Regions from separate parts of the Mus musculus genome. Here region 1 is linked to region 2. The links are chromatin contacts, found by Hi-C or POLR2A ChIA-PET in ENCODE. All regions are on one chromosome and are shown on one strand. Each heading gives the region's core, a stretch centred on a gene start or an enhancer-like site at or near the end of the contact. The rest is flanking DNA. Distances are from core to core; before and after follow the strand shown.

What was found. A loop is a pair of places that touch in the nucleus more often than their neighbours do. ChIA-PET counts read pairs that join two places held with the same protein, here RNA polymerase II (POLR2A).
Region 1: a map of regulatory T cell shows a loop between it and region 2 (2.5-fold over the local background). The contact joins two enhancer-like sites. A Hi-C loop is called at or near these places in 2 of 37 maps with a recorded cell type or tissue (T-helper 17 cell and regulatory T cell). POLR2A ChIA-PET finds 5 or more read pairs at or near these places in 1 of 5 experiments (embryonic stem cell).

The regions. Positions count from the first base shown.
Region 1 is chr19:53,797,170-53,803,293 of GRCm38, forward strand. All of the region lies in intron 1 of Rbm20 (RNA binding motif protein 20), which reads left to right. Among named protein-coding and RNA genes, the nearest start is that of Gm30890, 13 kb to the left of the region's middle. Within about 2 kb of position 2,807, at least 1 of the 3 ENCODE cell types and tissues checked has a DNase peak (open chromatin) inside an H3K27ac peak, as active enhancers do.
Region 2 is chr19:53,417,422-53,423,655 of GRCm38, forward strand. No RefSeq gene overlaps it. Among named protein-coding and RNA genes, the nearest start is that of Smndc1, 30 kb to the left of the region's middle. Within about 2 kb of position 4,078, at least 2 of the 3 ENCODE cell types and tissues checked have a DNase peak (open chromatin) inside an H3K27ac peak, as active enhancers do.

The DNA.
Region 1 (6,124 bases), core at 1,557-4,056, 380 kb after region 2:
CTTTATATCAACACACACACACACACACACACACATACACACACAGGAACTATTTGGCTAAAAAAGGCCAATTGAGGATGACAACTCGTGTGACTGACAACTCTTGTGGAACAGTATGCCCACCTGTTGCCAGGGGCTATGACCTGGACTGGTCATGTTATATCTGCTTTCAAATGATCGTGGGGTATTGGGGAAGCCAGACCACTAAGTTCAATCATGTGAGAGGGTGGTAGAGGAGTGGAGAGTGGTGGCCTCCTGGAGCACGCTGGGTGGAGGAGACAAGGCTTTGTGGACAAGGTGTCCCACGGACATTCATAGCTTCTCCAGCTGACAGGGGTACGGGAAGATGGAGTAGAACACACAAAGGCGTAGACACCTCTGTGCACAGCGAATTCTACTGGAGCAGCATTGCCTAGGAACCTGGCATTTCTTTCATATTTATATATAAACGCAAACAATTTGGCTTCTTAGGGAAGTGTGCATTGGAGCCTTACACGACAGAGCCAAGAACGTGGTTTTCCTTTCTGAAGTCTGCTGCCCTCCAGGAAAGTGTCTCAGCTCGAGGGATCGCCGTATCTCAGGTTTCTGAGAAAAATGGGAAAATGTCCCCGAGTCCTAAGGTCAAACGAGTTTCTTAGATTTTAATCTTCATAAAACGAGTGAAATTCTGCCTGAAAACAACAACAACAACAACAAAAAACCAACTGTATATCCGACAAAGCAATTCCAGCCCTGAGTGGTCCAAGCTCATTTTGGCATGGAAGTCCAGAGCAGGCTGGACAGGTCTCACAGAGGAGAGGATTACGTAAGAGGACGCTGGAGTGTTGTACTCACTAAGTCTTCTGATAGAGCTAAGGGAACCGCTGTGCGGAACCGCTCATCCCAGATAACAGGGCCAAAGAAAATTAATAATTTCATACATCCTGGCCCGTCACACAGTCATCCAAACCAAGCCTTGTACACACATATGTTACAATAGCTTCTTTAGAAATAGTCCCAGGATCTTAGTGATAGGCAGTTTGTGAGAATGATGGCGGAATTGGGATGATCACACTCCTCAGAGGACCTACAGCCACTCTGATCTCCAGGCAGTCTGTGCAGAAGCAGGCAGGGCAGGCATTCATGTCAGTGTGTGACAGATGAGGAAAATGAACCTCACAGTTGTCAGATTTCAAAGGTGGATGGCACCTAAGAGGCCCTTTCCTTTCATCCAGCGATTTCATTAAAAACACAAGCTCTGAGACCCAGGGAAGCAGGCTGGCCCACGGGGAGTAAATCTTGGTCTCAGGACCGGCTTGGGGCCTTCTCATGTTTCTTACTAATTTTTCACTCCAGCGTAGCTGTGTTCAGTCCTGAAAGAAACTTAGTCAGGTGTGTGTGTGTGTGTCTGCGTGTGTGTGTCTGTGTCTGTGTGTCTGTGTGTGTGTGTCTGTGTGTCTGTGTGTGTGTGTGACTGTGTCTGTGTGTTGTGGAGAATTTTTGTGAAACTAGTCCTACATCTATGTAAGAAAAGATTCATGTTTATACTTTTATACATAGACAAATAGACAGACACAAGAATAGACCAGGAGATATACAAACCCCCCTGTAATTGTCTCTGGAGAAAAGAGAGTGGGACTGATCTAGGCAGTGTCTTGAAGGGATATTACTGTGTATTAGGGAATTAAACAGGGTCTCAGTAGCTCTCCATCTTGTGTTGTGACAGCACATATGTGCTGCCTAGGTTGGCCTTGTCCACCTAATGTCCTCTGAGTCAAAATGACTATAATAGCATGTTCTGTTCATTTGAGGGGGTGGGGGAATCAATGATGAGGTTTTTTTAGGCTCCTGCTACACACACACACACACACACACACACACACACACACACACACTGGTGTTGGTTTTTTTTTGACACAGGCTTTCTCTGTGTATACTTGGCTATCCTAGAGCTAGTTATGTAGACCAGACTGGCCTTAAACTCAGAGATCCACGTACCTCTGCCTTCCAAGTACTGGTATTAAAGATATGTGCCACTACCACCTAGCTTACTTTTATATTTTTAAAATTCACAACAAACATGAATATTAAATAAATCTCTTCATCTAATATAATAATTTTAAGTCATAAACTGGGCATAGCAACACATGTCTTTAACACTAGTACTTGAGAGGTAGAGGCAGGAGGATCTCTGTGAGTTCAAGGCTAGCCTGGTCTACAGAGTAAGCTCCAGGACAGCCAGGGCTATATACTGAGACCCTTTCTAATTCCCCAGTATACAAGGTCAAGAGACCTTGTTTCAAAAAACCAAAACATCAATAACAACAAAATTAAGTTGTTTATCTTTTACTTTTTTTTTTTTCTTTTTCTGTAGATACGGTCTTAACTATGCAGCCCTCGCTGGCATGGAACTCTCTTTATAGACCAGGCTGAATTCAAACTCACAGAGATCAACCTTCCTATGCTCCCTGAACGCTGGGATGAAAGGTGTGCATCACCACACCTGGTGCATAATTTTATAAAATAAAACGTATTTTAAAAGAAAGAAACATGAGTAGCTGGGAGATGAGGCTCAGTAGCAGACATGTGTTTTCCACATGTCCCCAGCCCTTCAAAACAAAGAAAGCCTTAAAAAAAAGAAAATGATAGGGTATGGGAGAAAGGAAGAGTGAGTATGTTATTCTTAGAGGCTACATTGGCCAAAATTGCCCCAGACTTGCAGGCTGGTTCAACACAGCCTTGCAGATACAAGCAATCCCGAGACAGTTATGGATGTGTAGGAGACTGTACCCTGTCTGTCATGTCACCATGTCACATGGCTGGGCCCCCTGGAAGCCTGTCTTGTGGGTCGCTGGGGAACGCATACTGCTTTCTCTGCACGCATGGATTTATCATTTCCCTCATGCACGTGCTGAGTTCCACTCCTGAGAGGAAAGGCAGTCCCACCCCTGTCAGTTAGAAAACCACCAGGCCCTCTTCGTGAGACTTGCACGCTGTCTGATAAGAGCAGTGCAGAGCACAGGAGACTAAAGGTCACATAGGGAAGTTGGGCCGAAAATAAAGCGCTAGACGCTCCCTTTAGTGACCGTGGGCAGTTATGCAACTAAAAGTCCTTTATTCTGTGGATGACCTCAGGTGGCTCACCATGTCTTTCCTGGTCTTGTGCTTTTCGTTTTCTGTTTGTTTGTTTTGAGACAAAGTCTCACTTACATAGCCGGGATTGTCCTCAAACTCTCAATCCTCCTGCCTCAGCCTCCTGAGTACTGGGTGGAGAAGTGCACACCACTGTCTGACCTATATAGTCTTCTTAGTGTAAACTGGAAATGATCACATTTGAACTCACTACCCATATGGTTCCTCTGGAGACTGATTGTGCGTGGGCGTGGGCGTGGGCGTGTGTGTGTGTGTGTGTGAATGTATGTGCATGCGTGTGCATGTGTGTGTTGCAGCAGTGGGCGACTCCTATTAACCTACCAAGTGAAAAGCCCAGAACAAAAGAGAGAACGCAGGATTATCATCGATGCTATGAATCATCTCGGAGAGCTGTCATGGTGATATGAATCACCCTATGGTAATGTTGTGGCAAAGGCCCAAACACGGGTTAGCAGCAGTGACCCGGTAATCTTGAAATTAGTCACAGAGGCCTAGCCAATGATGATCCAGCAACACCATTGTTTGTGAAGAGAGTGTGCAACAGCCCTCCCTGTCTCCAAGAAGGAAGAGACCCCCCCTGCTGAAGGCTGCGTTCCACTCTCACCCCCGCACCAGCCCTGGGGCTCCAGTCCTGGCTCTGCTCTCTTCAGGAGTTCGACTGGGGTTGGAACAACGAGACTTTTGTATTTCATCAACTTCCCTGGCTTTTGCTTTCCTCCCTGTGTTGGACAGGTGGGTTGTGACCACAAGATGATCTCTGAGACTCCTTGCTTCTCAGATCTATGACATTTAGCTAGAATTTCGAACTTGCAGCCCGCACAGGACCTGGATTGTCAGAGCTAGCATCTTTGTAACCTGGCATTTTGAAACCCGTCTCTGTGCTACATAGCCTGACCCAGTTTCTGAGAGCATTACAGGAAAGTTAGTTTTTCCCCTTTTAATCACCATGTAGTTATGTCATTTATTGCAGTCAGGGCAGACAATGGTACTGGTCCAGTAGGGTGCGTCCAGCCTTTCCACCCCCATTTTCTTTATATCTGGGGCCTTTGCACTCCTCCTGTCTGGTTCTCCTTGAAACACATTGTAAATAATATAAATTATGAATTACAGTGTTGTAGAAAACTTGGGGATGTCTCATAAGTTCATGGCACTTTCACCTGGAGGCATGGTGAGCTTCTCTGAACTCTTCTAAGATCTGCATATGTGCAGTCAGATTTAACTATGGAAAGATGAAGATCTAGGAGATATTTAGCTTCCAGGAGACAGCAGAGGCCCGACCCCTGAGCTGCAAGTTGCACTTGGGTCTCCTGTGAAGTCGTACCCACAGTGAACAGTAACTCCTGCCTGGCTTCATTAATCTCACCTGGACTATGGTTTATATCTTAGCACAAACAAGCAAGGGCGCATTTGTTACAGTCTGGAAAGTGAGCTGAGTTGAACTCAAGAGTGGTTTTAAATTCCCGAATCGCTTCTCTGGGAAGCCATCGTGCTCACTGTGAACAAAGTTGGTTTTGTTGGTTGGGCACTGACACGCTCCTGGCTTGTCTGCTGGTCAGGGGGACATCACCAGGGACGAGCATGTGGCTGCGCTGTACAGGGCCACAGCACGGACCTTCAACAGCCTTGCAATGTGCTGTTGCCTGGTTGAGGTCACCCAAGGGCTGTTGCCACTATCTCTGCAGCTTGAGCCTCTCTCCACCTCTGCTCTCTCCTGACAGAAGCTGCCCACCCCCTGCCTGCCCTTCCCTTTCTGTCTACTTTCACATCTCCACATTCTTAGCTTCCTTGTTTGTTGGCAGAGCTCCCATGCTGCCTGTTCTCAGGGTGACAATGATAAGGATAATATTAGCAGCGATAACACAACGGCAGGAATAATAATAGCAGTGGTTACTTGCTGGGTGGTAGGAACTGGGCTAAATACGGTATGCACCCTTCCACTCTCAGAACAAGCCTGGATACATCTGTCTTCCTTTTAATGATGAGGACCTAAGGCCTTATAGAAGCTGAGTACTGGCCCAGAGAGACTAGCTTATGAGAGGTAAAATTAGGATGGTTCTAAGTCTCAAACCTGTCTCTGAGCATAGCCCCTGCTCCCCAGTTGTGATGCAATCACATTATCATGACTGACACTTCGCTGATATGGCTGAACCAATGACTTCACTCATTTTATCCTGACTCTCAGTGGCAATGAGAGCATCCAAACATGTGACTGTTTCCTAGAATGAAGATGGTTCTCTTCACACAGAAAATGCCCTCCCCAAGAACAGCCTGCAGAACGCTATAACTATGTGGGACCTGGCAGTTTCCAGGACGCCCAGACAGCGCTTTCTTTACCTGTGTGGGCCTTAAAGGGAAAGAGTGTAATGTGGGTGTTTGTTTGTTTATTTGTTTTTCAAAACAAAATAGGCACACTGTTTCGGCGGGGGGGGGGGGTGGGGGGGGGGGAGGGCAAGAACATCCCTGCAAATTTGGAGATAGTTTGGTCTCCATAGCTAGCACCAAGAGACCCAGGGCTAATGGCAAGATCCTGTCTCTAACTGAGTGCATACACAGGTATGCTGAGGTGCAGGGAGGTGAGCCTTTTCCTTTCTCACTGTCACATGGCTGACGAGAGACGGGTTGAGATGAGGACCCGTGGCGCCTGAGCCCTGCTCCCACTCATCCAAGGACAGCCCACGGCCACACAGGCACCCACTCTGATCTTGCATTGCCACCTTGCTGAGCAGAAGGATCAAGCAATGTTATCCCTTTTCAGTGAAGATCTTTCCTCTTAGAAGAATATGTTATGCAGATGTTCTTAAAATCACTGTAAAAATATTTGAGGAAAAAAACCATCTAATTGATTAATCAATTTTTTAAAAGATTTATTTATTATTATACATAAGTACACTGTAACTGTCTTCAAACACACCAGAAGAGGGCATCAGATCTCATTATGGGTGGTTGTGAGCCACCATGTGGTTGCTGGGATTTGAACTCACGATCTTCGGAA
Region 2 (6,234 bases), core at 2,828-5,327:
TCTTCTAATAGTGCCACTCCCTGGGCTGAGCATATACAAACCATCACACCCTCTAATATGATCTGTGAGCTGCTCACCAGCAACTCACATAGGTTCTCCGAGTGCAGGGTGGGTGGGAGTTGCCTTTTTTTTCTCTGTAACAAAGCCCCACAACTGTCCAGAACGTGGGTCACCATATGGTAGCCTCCAGGCTTGCCCTTATGCCTAGAAGAGATGATTATTAGCCCTTTTTAGGTAGGGGTACACCTGGAGTCTAACTGATGGAAATATGAAGTAAGCCGCAAGGTGGCTGCTTGTGTTTTGTAAGGACATAACATGAGCCACTTGATTCAGTTCCACACACCAAGCCTGATGCTCGGAACAGGGCTGAGAGCTGAGCAGTTCTCTGCCTGCATGTCACTGCCTCTCGGCCCCTTCTGTGGCAGTTCCATACAGCTCCTGTCACCAGTGACTAGAACATTTCAGAATAGTCACATGTGGTCTTTCTCTGGCCCTTGAACCCTACCAGGGCAATATATTATTCCCCACAGAGGATATAGCTGGTCAATCATTAAATATCCTCCATTTTCTGGGGGAACACACCACACTGAAATAGAAGATATTCCTACAAGAGTCACAGGTCCAGGGACACGACAGCCTAGATAATTAATAATAACATACCAGATTAGGCTTCCCAGAACCAGATCAAATGGATCCATTCACCGTGACCCCTAGAAAATGATGGTAGCTGCCCATGGGATGTAAAACCATGCCAGGAGGCTTGGTTAGGTAAAGTGGGTTGAGATCTGGAGACTTGGTGGGTACACACCTGAAACTTCGGCGACTCCTCACTCCCTGCCAAATACCTGACCTGGAACATGTGCCATGCACCCCACATAAGAAAACATGACCAGTGTTCATGCAGGCCCATGCTAATGAAGATACCTAGAGGATTTAGCCAATAAGCTTCCCTTTCCACTCCTCCCTACAAAGGGTATTTAATCTTGGGTCCTCTCTTAGAAGTTGGTACAGTATGCATCCATTTTCCATGATGAACAGTTTAGAACCGCGGACTGTCTTTTCCATCAAGATCTGCCATGGGGAGCCATGGAGAAGGCATTAGACTATCGAGCTGTTGCTTAATTCTCCCATAGAAGGCCTCTCTGCGTTCCTAGCCACAACAGCCACCAAGCTAAGGACAATCACAGCTGAGCTAAGCTGGAACTTCCCCCTTCCTCTGGCCCCGGGCTTCAGCCCACGGCCCCCAACTCTGCTCTCAGCTCCTTATGACTCAGCAGCACCTAGATGTCCAGGAGTTTGGGAGCGCCTGGTCTCGGCCCCATCGTGAACCTGTGGCTCCCCAACACTTCATTCAACTTCTCTGTGTGGTTCTCCAGTGGTGACTGGGGGCCCAGAAGCCAGAGAATATAGCTTCACCTTTCTCACATCTCAGACTGCACCTTCCCACTCCCAGAGACGGAGACGTGTCTGAGCACTGCGCAGGATAAGCACAAACTCCCCACCGTTCACCTCCCAAGCAGCCATGCCCTGTAGCAGGGTGGACCTCGGACCAAGAGTTGCCCAGAGAAGCTTAGACCGTGCTGGCGGTCAGTGTTGAGCATCAGGAGGAGGAGGAGGAGTGGTGGTCTGACAGGGGCAGGACTCCTTGTGCCAACTGGCAAATCAGTCCACGTGTGATTTCAAACTACCTTATAAAGCAAGTAAAAACCCAAAACGTGTTCCAGACTTCAGACCTGACCTTCTTTTTTTCTTTTCATTAGAAAAAAAAAAATCTCATTTCTTCCAGGGTGAGTGAGGATGGCTTTGAACTTCTAGTCCTCCTGCGTCTGTCTACCCCGAGCTGGGGTATGTGTCACTGTGGTCCGTTCTATACGATGCTAGCTGGGCAGAACCCGGGGCCTTATGTGTGCTCTGCCAGCCCGACAGACTCCTCAAGGTCTTTGCTCAGACACCTATAGCAGTGGCCCCATACCTTGAACTGGGATTTTTGCCACTTCCTTAAGCTCTGAGACCAGCGTTGTGGGAGTTCAGGGAATGGAGATTTAAGCTGTGTGGCAGGGTCTCAGCGGGCTTCTTAGAAAAGGTAGTGTGACTGGAACTCTGCGAATCAGGGTCCTATGGCAAACACCGCACTAGCAGTAAAAGATGGACCGACAGAGCAAAGACTTAAGCTGCCAGAAGAAAGTTGGCTTCCGTACACGTATTTTCTAGCTTCGGATTCATCTTTTCTCTGTGTTATATCACTGATGTAGGCAAGAGGAAACAGATTAAGGACTTCTTCCCAGTTTTCACCCCCAAATTTCCATTTCTGTGTGTATTTTGTCATTTTTCTTAGAGGAAGTGAACACTCAGACCCATAGTCAAGCTTTATGGCAGAAGACTCTGGTAAGGATGGAGACAACGTCTGTAAGAAAACTACTGCAGATGAAGGGTTGGCCAATGGTGGCTTGCTGGACAAACCTGGCCTGCTTTCTGTTTTTGTCAATAAAGTTTTATTAGAACACAGCCTCCCTCATCATTTCCATACTGTCTGAGGCTACTTCCACACTCCAACGGGAGAGCTGAGTAGTCGGGGTGTAAGAGCGTCAAGTTTGACACTCTCCACTAGATGGCGCCACTAGAGGGGGGTCCAAGGATTGAATGTCTTAAAGAAAATTGGGCCTGGCTTCATGTCAGGCAGTTCATAACTGCCTGTAACTCCAGCTCCAGGAAAACTCAACATCTCTAGTCTCCGCAGCCATACACACATGCATATGTGCACACACACACACACACACACACACACACATGCATATGTGCACACACACACACACACACACACACACACACACACACACACATGCATATGTGCACACACACACACACACACGCATTTTATTCTTTTTTGTTTGTTTTTTGTTTTTGTTTTTCAAGACAGGGAGGGCTTCTCTGTGTAGTCTTGGCTGTCCTGGAACTCACTTTGTAGACCAGGCTGGCCTCGAACTCAGAAATCCGCCTGCCTCTGCCTCCCGAGTGCTGGGATTAAAGGCGTGCGCCACCACACCCGGCCACACACACATTTTAAAGTTGGGGGTCTCACTCTGGCTGTTCTGGAACTCACTATGTAGACCAGGCTGGCCTCAAACTCACAGAAACCCACTTGTCTTTGTCTCTCCCAAGTGCTGGGATTAAAAGTGTGTACCACCACGCCCAGCCATATAAATAAAATAAAATCTATCTATCTTTCTTTCTTTCTTCCTTCCTTCCTTTCTTTTGTTTTTTCTTCTTTTGGAAAACTAAGGAAAAAGAATCACATTTCCTAGTTACAAAAGAACGGAACTCTTCAGAGTGACACTTAGTGCTCATAATAGCAAATTTGTACGGTGCTTACTGTGTGCTAGCCAACATTGTAAATGCTTTACGCATAAGATTATTTAATACTATGATCAGTCCCATTTTAGTCATGAGGAAACTAGGGATACCAAGAGATCAAGTACTGGAGTTCACAGAAGGAGAGCATAGCAGACAGAGGCAGAGTTTCACACTGGGTTGCATTAGCCGCCCTCCCCCGCCGCCACCCCGCCCCCCAGTGCCTCTAAGCCTTTCACCCTTAGGAATCCGAGGCAGTCATTAGTTACTCCCCCTCCTCCCCCCGCAAAGGTATGGAGCCATGCTGGATGGAACCCAGCGTGGAATGCTGTAACAAAGAACCAATTGTTGCTTTCTGCTTGCGCATTGCATTTTCGTCACGGCAAGCAACACACGCGTGTGTGACACCTGCCACTCACCTAGGATCACAACTATTTACAGGGTGCTGACTCTCTTTTGATGCACTGGCCTCTGGAGGAGGAGAGCTATGACAGAGCAAAACCTCTTCCGGAGCAGAGACAAAGTGCTCAAGCCACGGAGCAGTGATCTAAGACAGAGTCACCAGCTGAGTAAGGTGGGAAGGGATGTGGTGGGCCCCTATCAAGACGCTCAGAGACGAGTCAGCCAGGCAGTGAGGGACGGCTCAAGTCAACCCAGGTTGTAGGACTCTGTTAAAAGCCTCTCTCATGATTAACTAGAAAGAATGGGACAGAGGCAGGGCCCGCCCCACACCCATTAGCACCAATCAGCTGTCTTCAACTTCCTGAATAGCCTATCATAGCTCATTTCTTGTCCTCCTGAAAAGGCGATTGGTGCAAGAAAGTTAAAGACTTGGCGGCTGCAAGAAAAGGCAAAAGAATTTCATGCAGATCTTTTCACCTGAGGTGGCCGGGAGGAAGGAACTGGAGCATAGTGAGGGGGAATAAGGCAGTTTCTAGGAGCAGACACCTATCTACCGAACTGAGGTCACTTAGCCCCTGCGCGTGCTGTTCCCTGATGTCCAAGGTCAGACCCCACCTCCAGCTGCTGGGGACTCTGGAAAGCAGAGAAGCTGACTGCTAAGAGGAGGCTAGTCCATAGCTGTTGGTATCAGGGCTCCTCACCCACCCCTTACCCCCAGCAGGAGCCTCGGAGGAGAAAATGGCTTGTACCTCTTTGTGGCATAAATCTTTCACCTCACCTCTACCATCCCAACACTGAGAGAAATAGGAGGAAGGAGGAAGAATTTGGTGGTCAGGGTTCCCTCCTTGTGAGAGTTATACACAGCTGCAGTCATGAAGATGTGGGTGTCAGGTTACAAAAAAGAAGAAGAGGAAGAAGGAGAAGGAGAGGAGAAGGAGAAGGAGGAGAGGAGAAGGAGGAGGAGGAGGAGGAGGAGGAGGAGGAGGAGGAGAAGGAGGAGGAGGAGGAGGAGGAGGAGGAGAAGAAGAAGAAGAAGAAGAAGAAGAAGAAGAAGAAGAAGAAGAAGAAGAAGAAGAAGAAGAAGAAGAAGAAGAAGAAGAAGAAGAAGAAGAAGAAGAAGAAGAAGAAGAAGAAGAAGAAGAAGAAGATATTCCACCTAAACGGGGGGGGGGGGGGGGGGATCGTGTGAATAACAGGCTACTCTCTGCGCAGCGCCATTATTTGGAGGCGAGCCCAGAAGGCAGAAGGACCTGTTCGAGTTCCTTAATTATGCCTTGGTGCCTGCAGTCCTCAGGAGAAACCCATCCTTAGAACCGTGACTGATAGTCTCTCAACCACTAGTGGGCAGGCTAGCTGGGAGTGGGAGTGGGAACGGGGGCAAGATGCCGTCCCAGATCCAATGGGCTGTTAAAGAGCAGCAGAAGACCGAGAACAATCCGAGAGGCCAGTTTGGATGTGTGCCCTTGCTGGATGGAACCTCAGCTCTGAGGAGCAGGACCCCACTCGCCATTCCTCTGTGCTTTAGAGGTTGAAGCAAGCACCCAGCTACATTCAGGCCTGTCTAAGATTTCAGAAATGAGGGGCAGAGGTCATTTATTTCAGTAGTCAAAGTCCAAAATCATATGTCTCAGTTAGCTTTAACTGTCAACTTGACACAGCCAAGAGTCACCCAAGAAGGCAGTCTCAGTTGAGAGACTGCCCAGATCAGATTGGCGGGTAGTCATGTCTATGGGGGTGGCGGATGGTCTCGATTGTTAATTGATAAAAATGGACCCAGCCCACTGTGGGTGACATCAGTCCCTGTGTCGGATGGGTCTTGGGCTGAATAAGAAAGTTCCATTAAGAATGAGCTAGCAAGCAGCATTCCTCCATGGTTTCTGGTTCAAGCTCCTGGTTCAGTTCCTGCCCTGATTCTCCTCCGTGATGAACTGTGACCCGGAAGTGTAAGCCAAGAAGCCCCTTCCCTCCACTAAACTGCTTTTGGTCGGAGTGTTTTATCATAGCAACGGTAAGGAAACTAGAACACTACTCCATGCCATCATTGATTTACCTTAGTGAGTGGCTGCAGGGAGCCCCAGACACCAAGGATCCAGGTCCTGCTCACAGTGACCTTCTCATGTAATGGGCCACACAGAGCTGAAACAAATACATACAAAACTGAACATCACTTTGCTGTGACAGAAGAGGGCCAGGCGCTAGGGGTGAGGTGCCAAAAGCTGAGCGGATGGCTAAGAGGAAGTGGGCAAACCTGGGGGAGGGGGAGTGGCGAGCTGGCGGAGGGGGAGGAGTCTCCGCACACCTGCAGAGCGCACAGCATGGGGGCGCCGAGGCTACCCCGGACCACCCACACTGGGGAGGGGAGGAGAGAGCGCCACACTGAGGCTGGACTCAGTCCGATAGATTTCTCCTGGGACTTCCCCAGGACTACATTCTTTCTCCGCAGCGAAACTTGTTACCAACCTCCCCACACACTCTCATTTCTTA